4 separate regions of the Homo sapiens genome follow, and regions 2, 3 and 4 are each linked to region 1. A link is a contact called in ENCODE Hi-C or POLR2A ChIA-PET data. All regions are on one chromosome and are shown on one strand. The core of a region is the stretch at or near the end of the contact, and the rest is flanking DNA. Distances in the headings are between cores, read along the strand shown. Region 1 holds the start of MAGED1 (MAGE family member D1). Region 2 holds the start of RBM10 (RNA binding motif protein 10). Region 3 holds the start of EBP (EBP cholestenol delta-isomerase). Region 4 holds the start of HDAC6 (histone deacetylase 6).

Region 1 (3,026 bases), core at 527-3,026:
AAACAGATAGCATAGAAAATGGTGTTTCTGACCTCCTTTCCTGAGTCTGATCACGTCTCACTGCAGACACTTTACAGAGGAAGTGCTGAGGAAAAACAGGCAGCTGACAGAGGAGGTTGCTATGCAACAGATGAGGAAAGTCATCCAGCCAGGCAGAACTGATGTTGGCCCTTGGGGACCAAATGCTGCAGTCCTTCCTAGCATTAGCTTCCTTTCATGTTCAGGCTTCTGGCATGAGTTGATGCCAGAACAAATGTGAACTGCACAAAGATCTGTCTTGAATTTTGGAACTGTACCAGTTTAATTTGAGTCACCTCACATCTGTATTTAATTTTCTGCCTTTTTGAGTTTCTCCAGTTATCCTGGAAGCATAGCAGCGTGTGTGTCCTTGGGTAGGACCCACTTGCTGTGCATTCCACTTTGCACATTGAGAAACCAGGCCCAGAGAATTGAGTGACCCGTGCGGGCTCACACAGCTCGAGACAGACAGGCTGGGCACTCCATTCCTGGAATTCTGAAGCCCAGCCCAGTTTCTCTCCATAAAACCACAGCTGCCCCAGGCCCCAGCCCTGAAAGGAACCAGGGCTTGCCATGGCTCAGACACACAGGTCTGATTGTCCTGGCTGCTCCAGTGGGCACCAGGAAGGCCTCAGGGACAGTGTGATTGTATCCCTGATAAGGAAGAGGCCTGATGTTCTGAGCACAGAGTGGACCCCAAGGAGCAATTCCCACGCCTGGATGGACCCACACAGGGCAGGGGGAGGGTGGGGGCCTCTGCTTGTGTCCTCCTGAATGCAGAGCATGAGCTTGGGCCTCCTAGAACACAAACTTTGCTTGTTTGGTACAAATGGGGTGCCGTGGTCTGTTGCTCAAATGGAGGAGGGAGGGGTACCCTTAGTCCCCAGGCCAGCATGAGCAGAATGTGGGCTTTGGAGTCAGGAAGACCCAGACCCAAATTTTGCATTTTGTTTCCTGGCTCTGTGGCCTTGTCTAGTTCATGCAATGTATCTGTGCCTCAGCTTCCTGATCTGCAAAATAGGGGTGCTGACATCCACTTCCCAGGGCTGCTGTGACAGGAAGACAAGCCCCAGCACAAATCCTGCTGTGATGTACAAGCTGTGCCCTTCCCTCCTTTCCTCCCCCAACACACACAAAATGAGTCCATCACCGGAGCTGCAGAAAGAAAGGGAAGAAACTAACGTTCTTTCTGCGTCTGGGAGCTTGTGGGGGCGGGCAGGGGGTGAGGGAGAAATCATGGAGTCACGTGGCAGCCACAGACTTACTACTACTACTTTGTTAGCTCCAATAGTGTATCCTCTCAGGCCATTCCGTTTCCTCAGCAGAGGTCTAACACTTGTTGCAATTAGAGACCCCAAACAGAGACCTAAGCATGCTGGACAAGGGGGTGGAGATGCAAGCCGGCCTGACAGGAGGGGCCTTGAATAGGGGAGGGACGGAATAGAGACGCATTGCGGAAAAGGTAGGGGGCCGGTGTGTGGGGCAAGGGGTGGGACCAAGAGGCACAGCGCATCTGTGGGGGAGGGGGCGTAGAGGAAGGGGAGGTGCTGTTGTATAGTGTCGACCTGGTTGGTGGTGGGGTGGTGTGTTGGCAAAGGGGGCGGGACCGCCTTCCAGCGCACATGCGCATCATGGTCTCCAGGACGAAGCTTTTGTTGGGAAAGCAGGCGGGACTGACTTTGGCTCTTCAGTGTTTGCGCATGCGCGTAACGTCCTGAGGCGGTGGGTGGTATATTAGGCGAAGAGGCGGGGTCGCCCAAGCTGCCGCGCTGGCATTTTCTCCTGGACAAGGAGAGAGTGCGGCTGCTGAGAGCCGAGCCCAGCAATCCCGATCCTCTGAGTCGTGAAGAAGGGAGGCAGCGAGGGGGTTGGGGTTGGGGCCTGAGGCAAGGTGAGAATTAGCCCCCAGACTGGGCATCTGCCCCCTGGTGCGGGCCCCCATTTTTTTTTATCCCGATCCCTTCACCCTGGATTCTGAATCCCCTTCCACCCCCCAAACCCCAATTCAATGCCCCTCCCGATCCTTCCTGATTCAAAACCCCTGTCCGATCCCTCCCATCGTTCGAAATCCTCAGATTCCTTGACCTCGATCTGTACTGTTAGATGATTCCTCCTGACTCAAAACCTCCATGCAACTTCCCAAATGCGAATCCCAACCCAACCGCACCCCCGCTCCGAATTCAGAACTCATCTGCTTCCCGATCCCCATTTGAAGCTTCGCCCTGTCAGTAGCTTCTCGGGGTTCAGAACCTCCATCTGGACGCCCATTCACTTTTACCGCTCCGATCCGTTCCTCCTCACATTCACCTTATCCGCCCGCACAGTCAGACCACAGTCACCCCCCTCCCAATTAGGTCCTTCGTATTTGCCCTCTGTAGTATAACGCCCTGCCCCTCTCCCACAGCCCCCAGGCTCCGCTCTTGCCAGAGGGACAGGAGCCATGGCTCAGAAAATGGACTGTGGTGCGGGCCTCCTCGGCTTCCAGGTGAGATCTCCACTCCCCACCCCACCATTTCCCCAGCCGACAGTCACCCCTCCCCGCGGGCCTCTTTGGTCTCCCAAACGCCGGGATCCGGTTTGACCCTATTTAGTGACTAGACTCCGTGGGCTTTTCGAATTCCCATCGTTTATCGAAGGGGGGGAGGGGCGTCTCTTTTCAGCCATCAGTCCCTGCTCAGAGAGAGGGGAGACCCTGTTAGTAGTCAGGGCAATCTGCCCAGAGAATGCGGGGTGGGTAAGGAACCATTTTTTTTTTTTTCCAGAATCCTGACGCTTGTAGAGCAGTCTGTCACCCCCTCCCCCAGCCTCCTGCCTCCACCCTCCCTCTTTCTGCATTCCCCACTCTGTGCGACCCCCCTTATTCTCAACTCCGCGATCCGCCTGCCGTCCTGAGCTGCTACTGCACGCCTCTTGGAGCGTCCCCGGCTCCTGTTCGTGCCCACTTTCCGCATACCGCCCCACCCCTCATTTTGCCCTTGCCCTACTTCACCCCTGCCACATGTTTAGTA
Region 2 (3,026 bases), core at 350-2,849, 4.7 Mb before region 1:
CCATTTTTACTCATTTAATTACATGAGGCAGGTGGGGTGTCCTATTTTTTAGAAGGTGTCCTATTACTGTTCCCATCTTACAGACAAAGAAACTGAGGCACCAAGGGTTTATGCTACCAAGATCACACGGGTGGGTAACCGTCAGTGCTGCCTGATTTCACAGCGTCTGCTATTAATACAGCACAGCAGACCTGGTAGCCCTAAATTCAAATACCAGTTCCACCTCCACCATGTATTCAGTTATGTGAGCTAGGGCAATCCACTTAACATCTCTGTGCCTCAGTTTCCTCATCTGTAGGATGAGTATAATAATAGAGCCCACCTCGAAATGGGGTTTGTTTCGAGTATAAGATGAGCTAATGCATGTCAAGTGTTTAGAACACAGACGGGGCCCGGAGCGGTGGCTCATGCCTGTAATCCCAGCACCTTGGGAGGCCGAGGCGAGAGGATCGCTTGAGCCAGGAGTTCGAGACCAGCCTGGGCAACATAGCGAGATCTCGTCCCTATAAAAAAAAAAAAAAGAATGCAGACGGCAACGAGCAAGTGCCATATCGGTGTTTAGTATTATCGTTGTACTATACTGCTTCTAACGTGTTTTGAGCGCTGTCCACTTGAGGTGTGATTTCTGTCTGCAAAATAAAACCAATCCTGCCTCTGGCCCTGGAACGAAGATACCGAGAGACAAAGGAGGAACACAAGGTAGGCAAAATTCCCAAGTCTTCTAGGCTTTCGCCGGCCGCGCAGTCCTCTACTGCCTAAGAACGTCCTCTACAGCGCCCCATCTGCCGATCCCGGACTGACCCCTTCGGGGTTCCGTCCCCACTACCCCCCCCCCCCCCCCCGCCTCTCACCTTCTCATACAAGTTTTCGTCCTCGGGTTCTGGGTCCTCTTGCCACGGTGTGGTCGGTTCTGGGGGCCGCTTTCCCGCCACAGCGGACGGGGCGACCACAGTCCTGGAGAAGCTAGATTCCCAGCGGACGCGGGCGGCCGGGAGCCCTCGCGTCGCCGCTGCCGCCAAAAGACGGCGAGCGCTCAAACCAAACAGCCCAGCCGCCATGACAGATGGTGCTGCAGGGTCTCAGGGGCGGGGAAAGAAATGCGACTGTGCGCAGCTGCAGTGGGTGCGAGCGCGACAATCATCGCCCCGCCTCCGCCACGCTATATAGGTCCCAGATCTGATTTGGTTTTCCAATGAGGCGGGGCGTTGAGCAACCCTCTTTGCCTCCAGTTGTCGTGGCTTCGTGGGGCCAACCATTTTCGGCCAGGCTGAGAAATTTCTTATTGATGGGTCTGCTCATTTCCTGCATAGGAAGAAATCGGTGACATTTGGGTGGATACAGTTCCCAGCCAATCGCCCCGAGTTCCCTCGCCCACTGGGGAAAGAGGCAGAGCTTCCGCTAGTCTTTCATCTTCAAAGGAAATCAAGCTTCTAAAAAGCGGGCCCTGCCGAATTGGCTAATAGCTACTCCTTTTCTCCACTAGGGGAGCGTTCGCAAGGGGTGTGGGGAGGTGGCCAGCGCTTGCCAATCAGAGGAGGCCAGGGCTGTCCCCTAGCGGGCGGTGACCAATCGCCGGGGCCGGCCAGAGCGCGCTTCCTTAGTAGGTGGATGGTGGTCGGAGCGCCGACTCCCTTCTCGTCGTCGCCATTTTGAGCTGGTGACTGTGGCCGGCTGGGAGTAGGCGGCAGTGAGTTTCCCTGGGAGGGCAGCGCGCTTGGCGCTTCTCCCCTCCCCCCGATCTGCCTCCAGTCTCGGACTTGGTTGTTGCGCGCTCCGGCTCCGGCTGAGCTGGGAGAGTTGGAGGAGGTGGCGGCGGGCAGAGGTGATGTCTGGGAGCCCTTCCTTGACAGCCCGGGCCGAGAAGGTGAGCGTCGACGCTGGTCGTGGGGGCGGAGGTAAGGGGCCCGGGGCGGGGACGTAGAGGAGGCGCGAGGGCGGACTTCGGGTCGGGGGAGATGCGCGGAACGGAGGGGTTGGTGCAATGTCTCAACCCGGGAGGGTTTTTTTTTTTTTGGTTTTTTTTTTTTTTTTTTTTTTTTTTGGTGTGAGCAAAGGCGCGTGCGCGACTGGGACATGGGATGGGTGCATGCGGGTTGGGGGAAGGGAGGGACGGATGGGAGTGGGCTACTGTGGATCACTGTGTCGGCTACATCGAAGTTTATCAGTGGGGAAGCGGTTGTCTGCGACTTTGAGTTTGTGCATAGGAGAGGGGATGCTGCTCTGTGTTACTCTGGTGTTTATCGGTCCATGGGGAAATATTCTGTGGTTCTGGTCTCTATTCCTGGGGGATCGGAGGGGGGATGTGACTCTGGTCTTTACCCTTTGAGGGGGGGCGGTCTGTGACTCTGATCCTTATCCATGGGGCGGGGCTTGGGGGACGACTGTCTTTTGATTGACCCTAACCCACTTATTGGGTGGGAAGGGGCATGCAGGGAATGTGTGTGTGACTCATTGCCCCTTCTTTTGGGGAGTTTGTATCTGTGACACTGACGCTCATCCATGGAAAGGGGACCCACTGTGTAATTGTGGTCCTTACTGTGTGTTCCTTCTGTGATGTGGGCCCGTAGTTATTTGGGGCTCGTGTCTGTGACTGGCCCTTGGCTGTGGTGGATGTTACTGTGTGACTCTGGCCCCTTTGCCAGAGTCTCTTGAAGGTTTTTGTGCTCTCAGACGCCAGTGCCTCTGTGTGATTCTAACTCTTGCCCACCTGGGAGCAGGTAACTCGGGTTCCCTGTGGCTTGAGGAGGAAGAGAAAATTGGAGTGTGTTTGTCTGTGTATGTGTGTGCACGAGCATAGAGCAAAGGTGTGGCAGCAACCTAGTGTTGAGCAGGTGCTATTATTGCCTGGCTTTACCTGCTTCTTATTCAGAGGGTGGGGCCTGAAGATCTGGGATTCATCCTGACCTCTGGCTGGGTCACAGGGTTCTCAGGACTCCCTGAGTTCTCACCACAGCCCTGAGGGTTGGATGAAGTGGCTGCTGCTCCATCCCAATAGAAGAGCACAGTGGTTCAGAACAGCCTCCAAA
Region 3 (3,026 bases), core at 1-2,500, 3.4 Mb before region 1:
TACTCCTTGACCCCCTCCATCCTTGACCCCCAACACCTCAACACACACACACACACACACACACAAAATCACACCATTTTCATGCCTGTCAATCCCCACCCCACCACAAGGCAGGAAGGGGGTGGTGCCTGCTGGGGCCTAGAGGGGGATGCTTGGGGAAACAGAGAAGGGGAGATCCAGGGCCTCCCCGCCTTCCTTCTTCCTTTTTATATACAATTTGTTATTGTCAAATAAAAGTAGGAAATATTCAATAGGCTTCTTCTTCACTGCTCAGAGGGGAATAGGAATGAGTGAGGAAGGGAGCACAGCATGGATAAAGGTTTGGAAGCTGGAAACCATGAAGAGAGAGCAGACTGTGATTGGTTCATGGTTAGTTTATGATTGATTAGATGATGAGCCTGAAGATGGCAGGATCCTGGTCCTGCTTGGTTTGATCAGGGCAGGGACAGATTGCATAGTTGGATGTGGGGGAGGCCTGATTGGCTGGAAAACTGAAGGATCCCCATTCTGATTGGTTGCTCTGAGTGGGACACAGAGGAGAGAAAGCAAGAGAGATGAAGGGTTGGTGCCTATTTATCCTTAGGACTGAGGGTTGTGGGTTCTAATTGGATGGGAGGTCTGGGATGGGTCTGGATTCTGATTGATTGCTCCATCTGGGGGCCCACTGGTGGTTAGGCGTTTGATTGGCTTTTTAGAACTGGCATATGGAGATTGAGGGTCTTCATGCCAATTGGTCAGTAGGACTGAGAGGCCTGGGTTCTAACTAGTTCTTCTGACTTGAGGTCGGGAGAAGAGAGAATGACCGCTGCTATTAGGACTGAGGAGTTCTGAGCACTGAAGAGCTGGGGAGGGGGTGGTTGCAGTGTATAGCGTGTGATCTGCTTGTAACAGTTTCGTTGCATTATACTAAGGGTTACTCTACCTAGAAAAGGGCGGAGGTGAAAGGATGCAACGCAACGCTAATTTCACCAGCGGAAGAAGCGGGTACAGACCTTAATGAGTCCCCGTTTTGATCGACTGATAAGGGAATGGGGAAATTGAAGCCAGGACTCGATGCAGATTGGCTACGGATCCAAAACGCCCACTAACCTTGGCGCGTCCCAGTCTCCACCCCAAACCTAACTCAGGTGAAAATGGCGCCACGCGCGGGGGCGGGGCTAGAGGTACAAAGAGAGTGTCTATTGGTTGGGAGCGGCACGGGCCGCCTTCTTCGCTTCACCATTGGCTCGCTCCGTAAGGCAAGAGAACCCACTAGGGGATGAGCCCGAACTAGGGATGTGACAGAGCGCGAGACCCAGCCTAAAGAGAGCCCGGAGCCAGCGTGGGAGGCCGCTGCCGTCGCGCGCCTTGGTGAGTGCCCTCCACCCGGCCCCTGCTCCCTCCCCCAGCTCTCCCCGGCTACGCGGCCAGCCCTCGGCGTGCCAGCGCGAGACCCTTTGCCACCCGCCCCCCCCACCGCCCTTTTGCGCCTGCGCGAGACCCCCAGCTACCGCACGGTTGTCCAGAGGACAGAAGATCCGTCTTCTCATTGGGCAGCGGGACTGGAGGGTTCTGGTTCGGATTGACCGGCTTTGTGTTCCGTTCTAGCGCTGCACGCCAGACACCGGCCTTTCAATATCCGTCTCTTCCCTGCAGGTTGACGGCGTTGCACGCTCTCGCGGGGAGGCTCTGGCTTTCCAAACGCTGGCACCGAGGGTTGTAGTTCTGATTCGTTTTCTTTCCTCTGTCCCCCAGTTGCAGTTTTCAGGACTACGTGGGGGAGGGAATAGCTTTTTGTTGAACGGTTTAAGACGCTGACCTGTGCAACTGGACCACGCCTGGTTCCTGTGTCTCTTACCAAACCGTGACCCCGGAGCACAGGACTGGGTTTGGTGGTCGTGAGCAGTTTGTGACCCTTGAAGGAAGACACCAGGCCTGGTCCTGTATCTCCCTCGCCAGACTGTGACCAGGGAGGGCTGGGATCAGGTGTTGTTCCCATGTGCCTCCCACCAGACTTTGACCCCCGAGGGCTGAGACCGGGACTGTTTCTACCACATCATAATATGGCTTCTAAAGGGCTGGAACAAGCTTTCAGCCTTTCTGTGGCCTTGTGTTTCAGTCATGTTCTTTTTCTTTTCTTTTTTATTTTATTTTGAGACAGAGTCTCGCTCTGTTGCCCAGGCTGGAGTGCAGTGGCATGACCCCGGCTCACTGCAGCCTCTGCCTCCCAGGTTCAAGCGATTCTCCTGCCTCAGCCTCCTGAGTAGCTGTAACTACAGGCGCACGCCACCACACCTGGCTAATTTTTGTATTTTTAGTAGAGACGGGGTTTTGCCATGTTGGCCGGGCTGGTCTTGAACTCCTGAGCTCAAGTGGTCCACTCGTCTTGGCCTCCCAAAGTGCTGGGATTACAGGCGTGAGCCACCGCGCCCGGCCTTCTTTTTTAGAGGCAGAGTCTCAGACTGGAGGGCAGTGATGTGGTCACTGCTCACTTCAGCCTTGAAGTCCTGGGCTCAAAGCGATCCTCCTGCCTCAGCCTACCTACTAGCTGGGACTACAGGCCTTTGTCACCACACCTGACTGATTTTCTTATTTTTTTAGAGACAGTTTCGCTGTGTTGCCCAGGCCGGACTTGAATTCCTGGCCTCAGGTGCTGCTCCTGCATCAGCCTCCCAAAGCACTGGAATTACCTGCCACGGTGCCTGGCCTTTAGTCATGGTCTTAAAACAGAATGTAGGCCGGGCGCAGTGGCTCACGCCTGTAATCCCAGCACTTTGGGAGGCTGAGGCGGGCGGATCGTGAGGTCAGGAGATCAAGACCATCCTGGCTAACACGGTGAAACCCCGTCTCTACTAAAAATACAAAAAATTAGCTGGGCGTGGTGGCAGGCACCTGTAGTCCCAGCTACTCGGGAGGCTGAGGCAGGAGAATCGTTTGAACCCGGAAGGCAGAGGTTGCAGTGAGCCGAGGTCGCACCACTCCACTCCAGCCTGGGTGACAGAGCAAGACTCCGTCTGAAAAAAAAAAAAAAAAACGGAATGTAATTA
Region 4 (3,026 bases), core at 378-2,877, 3.1 Mb before region 1:
GCCTTGACCCTTTGCAAGACTCCCTACTCTATCAGGCTGCAGGTATCAGAACTCTAGAATTTTTTTGTAGTGTGTTATCATTGTATGTGTTTTCTTTGGTGAGTGTAGGGGTTTAAAGGTCTTAGGTCTGCAACTCTTTTGCGCTGAGACAAAAGATAGGTTCACGTAGGAGGGGTGAGAGGGAAGAGGCGGCAGGACATCTTCAAGAGGATCAGAGGGCAAAGCTACTGGGCGGTGAGACCGTCAATCTGTCAGTCTGATGCAGAACCCCCGGACTGCTTATCTCTCCGGTCCCAGCTTATAGCCCGGTAGGAAATGGTGGAGAATGAGACAGGGAGATTAGGAGGACAAACCGGCCTCCTGCAGAGCTGACATTTAGACATGGAGTGGGAGTTGCGGGGGAGAGGGGGTGCCTAGGGACAGCTCCCCAGACGCACACACACTTTCTATTACTGCTTGGGAGCAGTGGTTACCCGTTGGAGGGGGCAGATAGGGAGAGCTGCTGCCCATGAGAACTCCCATCCTCAAGGCCATTCTGGCCCTGGGCACTATTATTATCACAACTTTCCAGATGAGGAAACGGAGCACAGAACTGTTCAGCAACTTGCCCAAAGTCACATGGTTAAGTCCCGTAACCTCAGTTTCCTTATCTGCAAAGCAGCCTTAATAATGGGAACTACCTCATAGAATTGTGGTTTACAACGATGCCTGTCACATAATACTTGCTATCATTACCATTCCCTGCCCCCACTAAGACTCCTTCCACTCAGAATATTGCGGCAGAATATTAATAGCTAATATTCGGCCAGTGTTTCCTGTGTACCACCATAGTGAATATTAACTCGGAAAATCCTCACATTTAGCATCGTCACCACGCCTATTTTGGCCGCCACCACCAACGTCCAGTGGCAACCTCGCTCTCGGCCCAGCCACAACCAGCCCGCCCGCGCTACGTCATCACGGCGCGTCGCGCGGGAAGTCGCGGGGAAAAGGTAAGATGCCCCTTCCTAATTCCCTCGCTTCCTTGCTTGCTCTCCAGACACCGCCGACCCGAAGGGCTCCTAAGTGACTGGACAGGGACGGAGGGGCGGCGGCTATGGCATCCGGGACGACAGCGACGATAGCCGAGGCAAGAAAAAGCTTGCACCGCAGCCCTGTCGGGAACCGCCGGCGCCTGCCTTTTACGTAGGCGCAGCACAGCTGGCGTAGCACGCCGACGCACCGCCCCGTCGCCTGTGAGCTCGCGGTGTGGCTCAGCCCAGCTGGCGTAGCACGCCGACGCACCGCCCCGCCGCTTGTGAGCTCGCGAGAGGTGTGGCTCGCGCGAGGGGCGCGGCCTTGAGGCACGGTCCCCTCTGGAGGCGGGATCTGGGCGGGCAGTCGAGAGACGAGGCCCAATGGAAAAGAAAAGCCTGAGCGCTCGCGTCCCCACAGGTCGCCAGAAACTTGGTGGAGCGAGCCAAGGGCGGAGTTTGAGAAAGGGGCTGCGTCCAATGAGTGGAGCGGTGAGTACAGCGCGTCGACGGCGGAGGCGGGAAGGGGGCGGAGGCCGACCGAAGGCGGCTAGGGACTGGCTGAAGAGGGTTAGCGAAACGTTAGCGGTCGGGTCTGGGCAGGGGGTGGAGCTGGTTGAAGGAACGGGGCAGTCCCCTGAGGAGCGGGGCTGGTTGAAACGCTAGGGGCGGGATCTGGCGGAGTGGAAGGTACCGGTCCGGCCCGATAAGGGGTGGAGTTAAGTGAATCGTTAAGGGTGGAGTCGAAACCGGGGTCGGGGCCGGGGCCGGCTGAGTGAAAGGGTGGGTGATTATCCCGGGAGATAGGCCGAAAGGGCAGGTTCGTGAAGGAATGGGGTCTGGGCTGGGCTTAGAGGGTCTGGGAATGGGGCTTAGGAGAGTAGAAGGGGCGGTGATTGGTTGGAAAGGGCAGGCCCTAAGACGGACTGTGTGAGCCCGGGGGCTCATTGCTCCGTGAAAGGGCAAGACCAGGGAAAGAGAATCGTGTAAAAGGGGTGGAGTCTAGCGGGCCGGGCGGGGCCGGGTAGAATGGCCACCTGAGTGGAGGGAGAAGGCCTGAGAGAGGCGGAGTTTGGAAGGCTGTGGAGAATCAGATCGCGTAAGGAATGGAATCTAATAGAGGGGGCGGAGCCTGGAAAAGGGCAGAGAGGTGGGGTCCTCAGGGCACACTAGCCCCCTCACATACCCACGCTCCTCCCCCCACCCCCAGAACCGCGGCAGGGGCCAAGCCTCCTCAACTATGACCTCAACCGGCCAGGATTCCACCACAACCAGGCAGCGAAGAAGTAGGCAGAACCCCCAGTCGCCCCCTCAGGACTCCAGTGTCACTTCGGTGAGGCCCTAGACCCGCCCTGATGAGGGGGAGAGGGAGCAAGTTGGTCATGCCCTGGACTCTGACCCTTCTCTCTGATTCACAGAAGCGAAATATTAAAAAGGGAGCCGTTCCCCGCTCTATCCCCAATCTAGCGGAGGTAAAGAAGAAAGGCAAAATGAAGAAGCTCGGCCAAGCAATGGAAGAAGACCTAATCGTGGGACTGCAAGGGATGGTGAGCAGGGCCTGGCTGCAGTTTAGCCTCGTATGACAATCAAAACCCAAAGGTTCCCCACCCTGGACAGTTCCCTCTGACTCAGGGCCTAAAATGGATCTGTGTCTCCTTTTTTTTTTCCTCTGCAGGATCTGAACCTTGAGGCTGAAGCACTGGCTGGCACTGGCTTGGTGTTGGATGAGCAGTTAAATGAATTCCATTGCCTCTGGGATGACAGGTGAGGCTGGGTCCTCCAGGCTGTCTCCAAACCACAAAAATACACACACTTAGAGCCCATTAGCAAGAATAAATCTTTTCTTACCCCAGCCTGGATACTGGAAGCAGATGATTTGGGGAGGTAGGGCTCACACTTGAAAGGGTTCTTTTATGTAGCTAACAAACATTTATTGAGTGCCTATTGTGTGCCAAGAGTTGGTGATACAAATGTACCAAACAACAGACAGGGGTCCTTCTCTAGGAGCGGATT

Evidence for each region. Hi-C counts contacts between places; a loop is a spot of excess contacts on that map. ChIA-PET counts read pairs that join two places held with the same protein, here RNA polymerase II (POLR2A). Pooled maps may share reads with other maps.
Region 2: a loop to region 1 is called in a pooled map, with 12 times the contacts of the local background. The contact joins the promoter of RBM10 here to the promoter of MAGED1 in region 1. A Hi-C loop is called at or near these places in 6 of 50 pooled maps.
Region 3: a loop to region 1 is called in a pooled map, with 7 times the contacts of the local background. The contact joins the promoter of EBP here to the promoter of MAGED1 in region 1. A Hi-C loop is called at or near these places in 9 of 50 pooled maps.
Region 4: a map of ascending aorta shows a loop between it and region 1 (5-fold over the local background). The contact joins the promoter of HDAC6 here to the promoter of MAGED1 in region 1. A Hi-C loop is called at or near these places in 1 of 168 maps with a recorded cell type or tissue (ascending aorta) and 10 of 50 pooled maps. POLR2A ChIA-PET finds 5 or more read pairs at or near these places in 1 of 52 experiments (SK-N-SH).

The regions. Positions count from the first base shown.
Region 1 is chrX:51,891,847-51,894,872 of GRCh38, forward strand. MAGED1 (MAGE family member D1) reads left to right here and starts at 1,777. Exons shown (of 13, transcript NM_006986.4): 1 at 1,777-1,909; 2 at 2,423-2,503. The coding sequence starts at 2,459. RefSeq lists enhancers at 1,072-1,191, 1,832-1,921, 2,234-2,283, 2,504-2,553.
Region 2 is chrX:47,143,622-47,146,647 of GRCh38, forward strand. RBM10 (RNA binding motif protein 10) reads left to right here and starts at 1,600. Exons shown (of 24, transcript NM_005676.5): 1 at 1,600-1,864. It overlaps NDUFB11 (NADH:ubiquinone oxidoreductase subunit B11), which reads right to left and starts at 1,081. Exons shown (of 3, transcript NM_001135998.3): 1 at 852-1,081. The coding sequence starts at 1,058. RefSeq lists an enhancer at 1,624-1,893.
Region 3 is chrX:48,520,558-48,523,583 of GRCh38, forward strand. It overlaps EBP (EBP cholestenol delta-isomerase), which reads left to right and starts at 1,251. Exons shown (of 5, transcript NM_006579.3): 1 at 1,251-1,350. It overlaps PORCN (porcupine O-acyltransferase), which reads left to right. Exons shown (of 15, transcript NM_203475.3): 15 at 1-251. RefSeq lists silencers at 92-151, 1,066-1,295, 1,356-1,535.
Region 4 is chrX:48,800,440-48,803,465 of GRCh38, forward strand. It overlaps HDAC6 (histone deacetylase 6), which reads left to right and starts at 1,628. Exons shown (of 29, transcript NM_006044.4): 1 at 1,628-1,703; 2 at 2,224-2,346; 3 at 2,432-2,560; 4 at 2,689-2,777. The coding sequence starts at 2,254. RefSeq lists cis regulatory regions at 1-479, 182-228 and enhancers at 1-818, 940-1,209, 1,056-1,569, 2,200-2,279.